Regions from separate parts of the Homo sapiens genome. Here region 1 is linked to region 2. Evidence: chromatin loops called from intact Hi-C (ENCODE). Cell type or tissue: heart right ventricle. All regions are shown on one strand. Each heading gives the region's core, and the rest is flanking DNA. Links, peaks and the distances in the headings are about the cores only.

Region 1 (2,918 bases), core at 249-2,748, 58 kb after region 2:
CTACATGCCCTGTCTTTCTTGAGACAAGCGTGTGCACTTCCTTTGCTTCCACTCTTACTTGTGTTTATCCTTGGAGGGACCTTTAATTATCTAACGCTTGGGTATTGGCCACGGTGCTTATCGTCTGCGTGTGAATCTGGACATGGTCCCCAAGCTGTGTGGTGCTGTTTGTTGGTGCGGTCCAGGATGCACAGGGCTGAGATGGTGCTGCATGCACACTTACCGAGCACATCCCCCTGGGAGAGGTGTGGACACCACCGTGAAGGGGGCCCAGACCTCCTCCTTAAATGCCTGCACTTTCACAGGGATCAGACATGGAGACAAGAACTCTCAGAAGAGGGAGAGGCCTGAGGCACAGCAGGAAGGTACAAGTTCAAAGGAAGTGAAGATTTCCAGTGAGAGCTATCAGACTCTTGAAATGGACTACAGGGAAAGCCTGTGGTCTCCTCTTTCTTAGAAATGCTAAACTCATAACAGAAAACCTCTCCACCGTGGCTTGAGTGTCAAATTCTCTGGAGGCCTGGGGATGGGGCCGGGAGTTTTCTGCCTCTATATCCCCATGGTCCACTTATTCGGGTGGCTTAGTTTGCTTTGCAAGCAGGGGGTGGGAGCGGGGCTGCTTATTCCAACCACAGTAGTCAAATGTGTTACTTATGAGAAATAATAAAAGATCCTTCTTCTTTTCTTTTTCTAGACCCCCTCTAGTCAAATGTTGTTGTTTTTTTAAATAGAGGAGGTTGTTTTGCATTTTTCTTTTCGTAGTGTTCGAATTTAGCTTTTGTATATACTCTCCCCAGTAGTTCAGAGTACATTCATGAGCCCAGATCATGAGGAATGCTCACCATTTTCCTGAAAGATGGTGTGTGGAGGATGTGTACAGATAGAAGCTAGGCTGTTGAAGATTTTATTGAACTCATCAGCATTAACAACAGACACTGTTAGTGAGGTCCGAATGTTTTTGTTTATTTTTTTGACTCAACAAACAGTTATTGAGCAAGGCTTTCTTCTGTGCCCGGCAAGATGCTTGCCACTTGCTGAAGAGACAAAGATGCATGAGATATGGTCCCTGCTTTTAAAGCACTTACAATCTAGCAGGGAAGACAGCCAGGTGTACAAATAATCATATGTGTTACAAAGAAACGATTATTCCGGTTCAAAGGAAGGCTGTTGTTGATGAAGGATGGTTGCATAGCAGAATTATAATCGTCAGTTTGAAATTCAACTTTTTCAAGCTTTGTCATTTCTATCTTGTATTAGCCTTATTTTTCCCTTTTTCAAAATACTTATTTGCATAGGTATTAGTCACATGGTTCCTATACTGGAACAGTTTAGAAAGGTGTTTATTGGAAAGTCTCGCTAGCACCTCCGTCCCCATCCACCCAATTCACTACTCGCTCTTCCATCAGAATAAGGAACCATTGTCTATTAATTTCTTGAGTATATATCCAGCGCCCATCCATGCAAAATAACATATACACATTTTAAAATTTTCCCTTTCTTACACAAAAGGCAGCTTACTGTTTGCCCTGTTAATTTAACAGTATATCTTGAGATTTTACCATGTAAGATCTTATCATGGTACATCTTGAGATGTACCATGTCAGTACATAGAATGCATGCTTTTCCTTTCTTCCTAGGTAGTATAATACTTCCTAGTATTGCATCGTTTTGGAGATATCAGAGTGTGCCAGTTATCAATTAGCTGCATAACAGATTACTCCATAACATAGTGGTTTAAAACAACAACCCTTTTATTAGTCATAATTCTATGGGTGAACTATTTGGCCTGAGATCTGCCAAGGGTTTTTTACTGCTGCTTTTGCCTGGATTTGTTCATATGGATGTGATTATTTGGGGCTAGATGGTCTAAGATGGCCTCACTAGCAGGTTGTTGGGAGAGTCTGACCTCAGTTGGAATATGTGCCTTGAGTAAACCAGCCCCAGCTGCTTCATATGGCGACTGGGTCCCACAAAAACAGAGAGGGGTTGGCCCCGCTGTGGAGGTTTTATTAAGCTTCTACTTGAATCCCATTGGTTAATGTTCCATTGGCAAAAGCAGGTCATGGGGCCAAGCCCAGAGTCAATGTGGAAGCAATTTCAGGATGAGAAATTCATTAGATGTCATTATGTAACTATTTACTACCCATGGAGTAATTAACCAGCCCCTGATGATGGACACCTGTTTATTTCCAGTCTTTTGGTATTGCAGATAATGCTCCAATAGATAATCTTGTATATTAGTCAGTTCATATGTGAGCAGGGTAAGTACCAGAAGTAGTACTGACCCTGTGCTGGATAGAGGGCAGATGCCTTCTCAATTATCTATCTATCCTATTTCTGTGGTGCTGTTTCTCTAGATATTTTAAGCTTGTGTTTTTCTGTCACTCGTGCAGGAGCTTTGAAAATGTGAAAAGACTTTAGATAGGAAATGCATATAAACTGAATTAATTAGAAACTCACTCCTAAAATAACAAAAAACATGAAAGCTAGAATAGAAATCAAATAATTTTGAGTAAAGTAATGTGTACATTATTTGAAGAAATACAAGTATGTCTGTTATAACAATACTTTACATTTCTGTTGTGTTTACAGCATAGAAACACTTAGTTTGCTTTTAGTATCTCAATTCTCAGAACAATTCTATGAGTTGAAAGTATAATTGGCCCCATTATGTGTGTGTATGTGTGTGTGTGTGTGCGTGTGCATATGTATGAATGTATTTAAAGGCTTAGAGAAGTTACCTAACTTGCCCCAACTAACAAGTAATAGCCAGAATATATACCCAGCCCTGTGACAATAAACTTGACGTTGTCCCATTAATCGCATCTTACTAGTAGGGACTTGTATCTTGTATCTGGCTTAGCTTCTAAAGATATACATGTGCTCAACTTGCTAATTGCTTTGCTAGTACAATCACA
Region 2 (2,918 bases), core at 291-2,790:
GGGCCATCTGCATGCTGAGCGTTTTACTATACTATTCCATTTAAGATTCGCAGCAGGCTGGGCGTGGTGGCTCACGCCTGTAATCCCAGCACATTGGGAGGCCAAGGCAGGTGGATCACCTGAGGTCAGACGTTCGTGACCAGCCTGGCCAACATGGTGAAACCCGGTCTCTGCTAAAAATACAAAAATGAGATTCGCTTAAACCCGGGAAGCAGAGGTTGCAGTAAGCTGAGATTGCACTATTGCACTCCAGCCTGGGTGATGAGAGTGAAACTCCGTCTAAAAAAAAAATTTGCAGCAGTCCAGAAGGTAGGCCCCATTATTCCGATTGTATGGGTGAGGATACTGAGTTGAAGAGGAGTAACTTGACATTGATCCCATTGTACAGTGGAGCCAAGATTAGATCCAGGGGACCTGGTTTCCCAGCCCCATCACCTCAGTCCTATTGCATTACCCTCTGGAAATGCTCAGTCCAGTAAAGGAGAGAGTGATGATGCAATGATGTGACTGCTTCCAGTGAAGAGTAAAAGTAATGAACTAGAAACGGGAGAAACAGATTGACACCCTTGAGTTGTCTTTCTGGTTAGGGCTTTTGGGTTTTTGTTCTGTAATACAGTCCAATGTGGTGGCCATTCAAGGGAGAAGGGCCACTCATCAGCCCTCCTGCTCCCTCACCCCCATCTTAATTAAATAAGTCTCCTTAGGATCTCACACACCTGCATGTAACAAAACAGGTTTTAAAAATCTGTAGTCAAGGAGCACTGCTTGTTTCTTTCTGGCAACAATCCCAGTGGAAGTAAAATTACACTGGACTGCCTGAAACTCTGAGCCCAAAGCGTTAATTTTTGAAAAACGTTTGAGGTTCCTGAGTTCCCGTGGTATGCTACTAGAATATTCTGTAGCTTTAACAACTCCCAGCCTTCATTCTGCACTGCACCCCCCGCACACCCAATACCTATTCCACATGTCTGGGGATAGGTCAGCTCACCGTCCACCCTCGCTGCCCCCTAGGCTGAGGTTCCCTGATGAGCACAGTTTTCCGGGAAGGATTTCAGCCCCTCTGTGAAAGTCTTCAGTTATCTCCTCTCTTGTTTCCAGAAGTAGCTTCTTTACTCCAACTTGAAATCTTGCTGTATTCCTTAGTGTTTTGGAAACAAAATGTGCAGTAGGAGAATTCTGGCTTTGTGGATATTGGATCACTTTGTTCCCTGGCACAACAATCTCTCCTTTGTATTAAACATCTGAGAACAGAAGTCCTAAATAACATTTTTATATTCCTTGTTGATGTAAGTTCTTTATTTGGGGACAGCAGTTTGGTACTTGTTCCTCTGTCAAATTCTGATGTACTTTCCCTTTTTCCTATGATGAGGACACCACTGACCCCTAGCCTGGAATTTTACTTTGGGTAGTGGTGGTATTTGCTTACCCCGTGGGACTTTCCTGTTGAATCCCTCTAGTCTGCAGTGAGTGGCCTGTGTCATAGTGGGATGTCTGACTGGTCGGAGCAAAGGTACCCAATCCTCCAGCCTGACCATGAGCTGGGTGGTGAACTAGCCAGCCACAAACAAGCCAGATGGACAGACAGACCAAAATAGCCACTTGTCCACCTCCTTCCTGGAAATGCAGAAGGGCTGCTCCGGAGGTCCAAGAAGACCTAATTTGGTCAGCAACCCAGCACTTACTCTGAACAGGAGGTGGAGTTGTGAGCCTGGTATAAGTTCCCTACCTCCGATTCTTTACTTTTACCACACACGTTTGCACATTTCAAGGAGATGATCAGCCACACTACCAACTACTGATGGGTAACAAATACTCTTTACGTCAAAGCTCTTCTGATGATTTTCCTGGATTCTGTACTTGTACAATGAATGTACTTGTGCCTTTACTCCAAAGAAAATTAGTATATGTGGCTGGGCACAGTGACTCACGCCTGTAATCCCAGCACTGTGGGAGGCCGAGGCAGGTGGATCACTTGAAGCCAGGAGTTCAAGACCAGCCTGGACAACATGGTGAAACCCCACCTATACTAAAAATATAAAAAAATTGGCTGGGCGCAGTGGCTCATGCCTGTAATCCCAGCACTTTGGGAGGCCGAGGCGGGCAGATCACTTGAGGTCAGGAGTTCGAGACCAGCCTGGCCAACATGGGGAAACATTGTCTCTACTAAAAATACAAACATTAACTGGGCATGGTGGCAGGAGCCTCTGGTCCCAGCTACTTGGGAAGCTGAGACAAGAGAATTGCTTGAACCTGGGAGGTAGAGGTTGCAGTGACCTGGGATCATGCCACTGCACTCCAGAGCGAGATTCTGTCTCAAAATAAAAAAAAAAAAAGAAAAAATAACAACAAAAAAGAAAATTAGTATATGTGCTTTACTCTTTAGGCAAACCCAATATTATACAAATTCAGTTTTTTAAGACAGGATAGGACATTTTATTTTTCAGAAAATGTATAACCACATTCCTTAAATGGCGTAGGTAGTATAATATAAATATGGTTTATCCCCTAAGACCGTTTTTATTTCTATGTGAGTTTCAAAGCTCTCCCTTTTTCCTATTCATTCAACAACTCCACGCTGAGTTGTCTTATGGGAGGAAAGGCTGCCCTGCATGGCTCTCTTGCAGCTAATGAAATGAGCAGTTGGCTTTGGTGTTTTATCACTTTGGGTCAGAGATCTATTTCTTGCTCCTTACTCCTTCAGTGAATATCTAGTTCGTGCTCCCTATGGATCAAGCATCGTGCTGGTCTTCTTCCATCTGCCTTGTTCCCAGTGGGAGCAGTTGGAAGGATGCTGATGGTTTCTTCCTCCAGGAGAGGAAGGGCAGTGTTTCATGTCACTCACAACCAAGCAGCTAGTTGTCGGCTCTTGGAAAACTAGTTCACCAAAGGGAAGCACTGAGCCTGAGGCCCTGGGATGG

Evidence for each region. Peaks named below come from ENCODE experiments on the same cell type or tissue, not always from the same donor. Only the 100,000 strongest peaks of a DNase experiment are listed, where the experiment ranks them.
Region 1: it touches region 2 in a loop (2.4-fold over the local background); 6 of 110 quality-filtered maps call a loop at or near these places.

Annotation. Positions count from the first base shown.
Region 1 is chr18:63,203,466-63,206,383 of GRCh38, reverse strand. All of the region lies in intron 2 of BCL2 (BCL2 apoptosis regulator), which reads left to right. Among named protein-coding and RNA genes, the nearest start is that of BCL2, 110 kb to the left of the region's middle. In heart right ventricle, for the core only: no CTCF peak of the experiment used is centred there; no DNase peak of the experiment used is centred there.
Region 2 is chr18:63,261,207-63,264,124 of GRCh38, reverse strand. The region is part of intron 2 of BCL2 (BCL2 apoptosis regulator); the gene reads left to right. Among named protein-coding and RNA genes, the nearest start is that of BCL2, 57 kb to the left of the region's middle. In heart right ventricle, for the core only: a CTCF peak has its summit at 1,695; DNase peaks (open chromatin) are centred at 978 and 1,572; H3K27ac peaks cover 1,665 bases.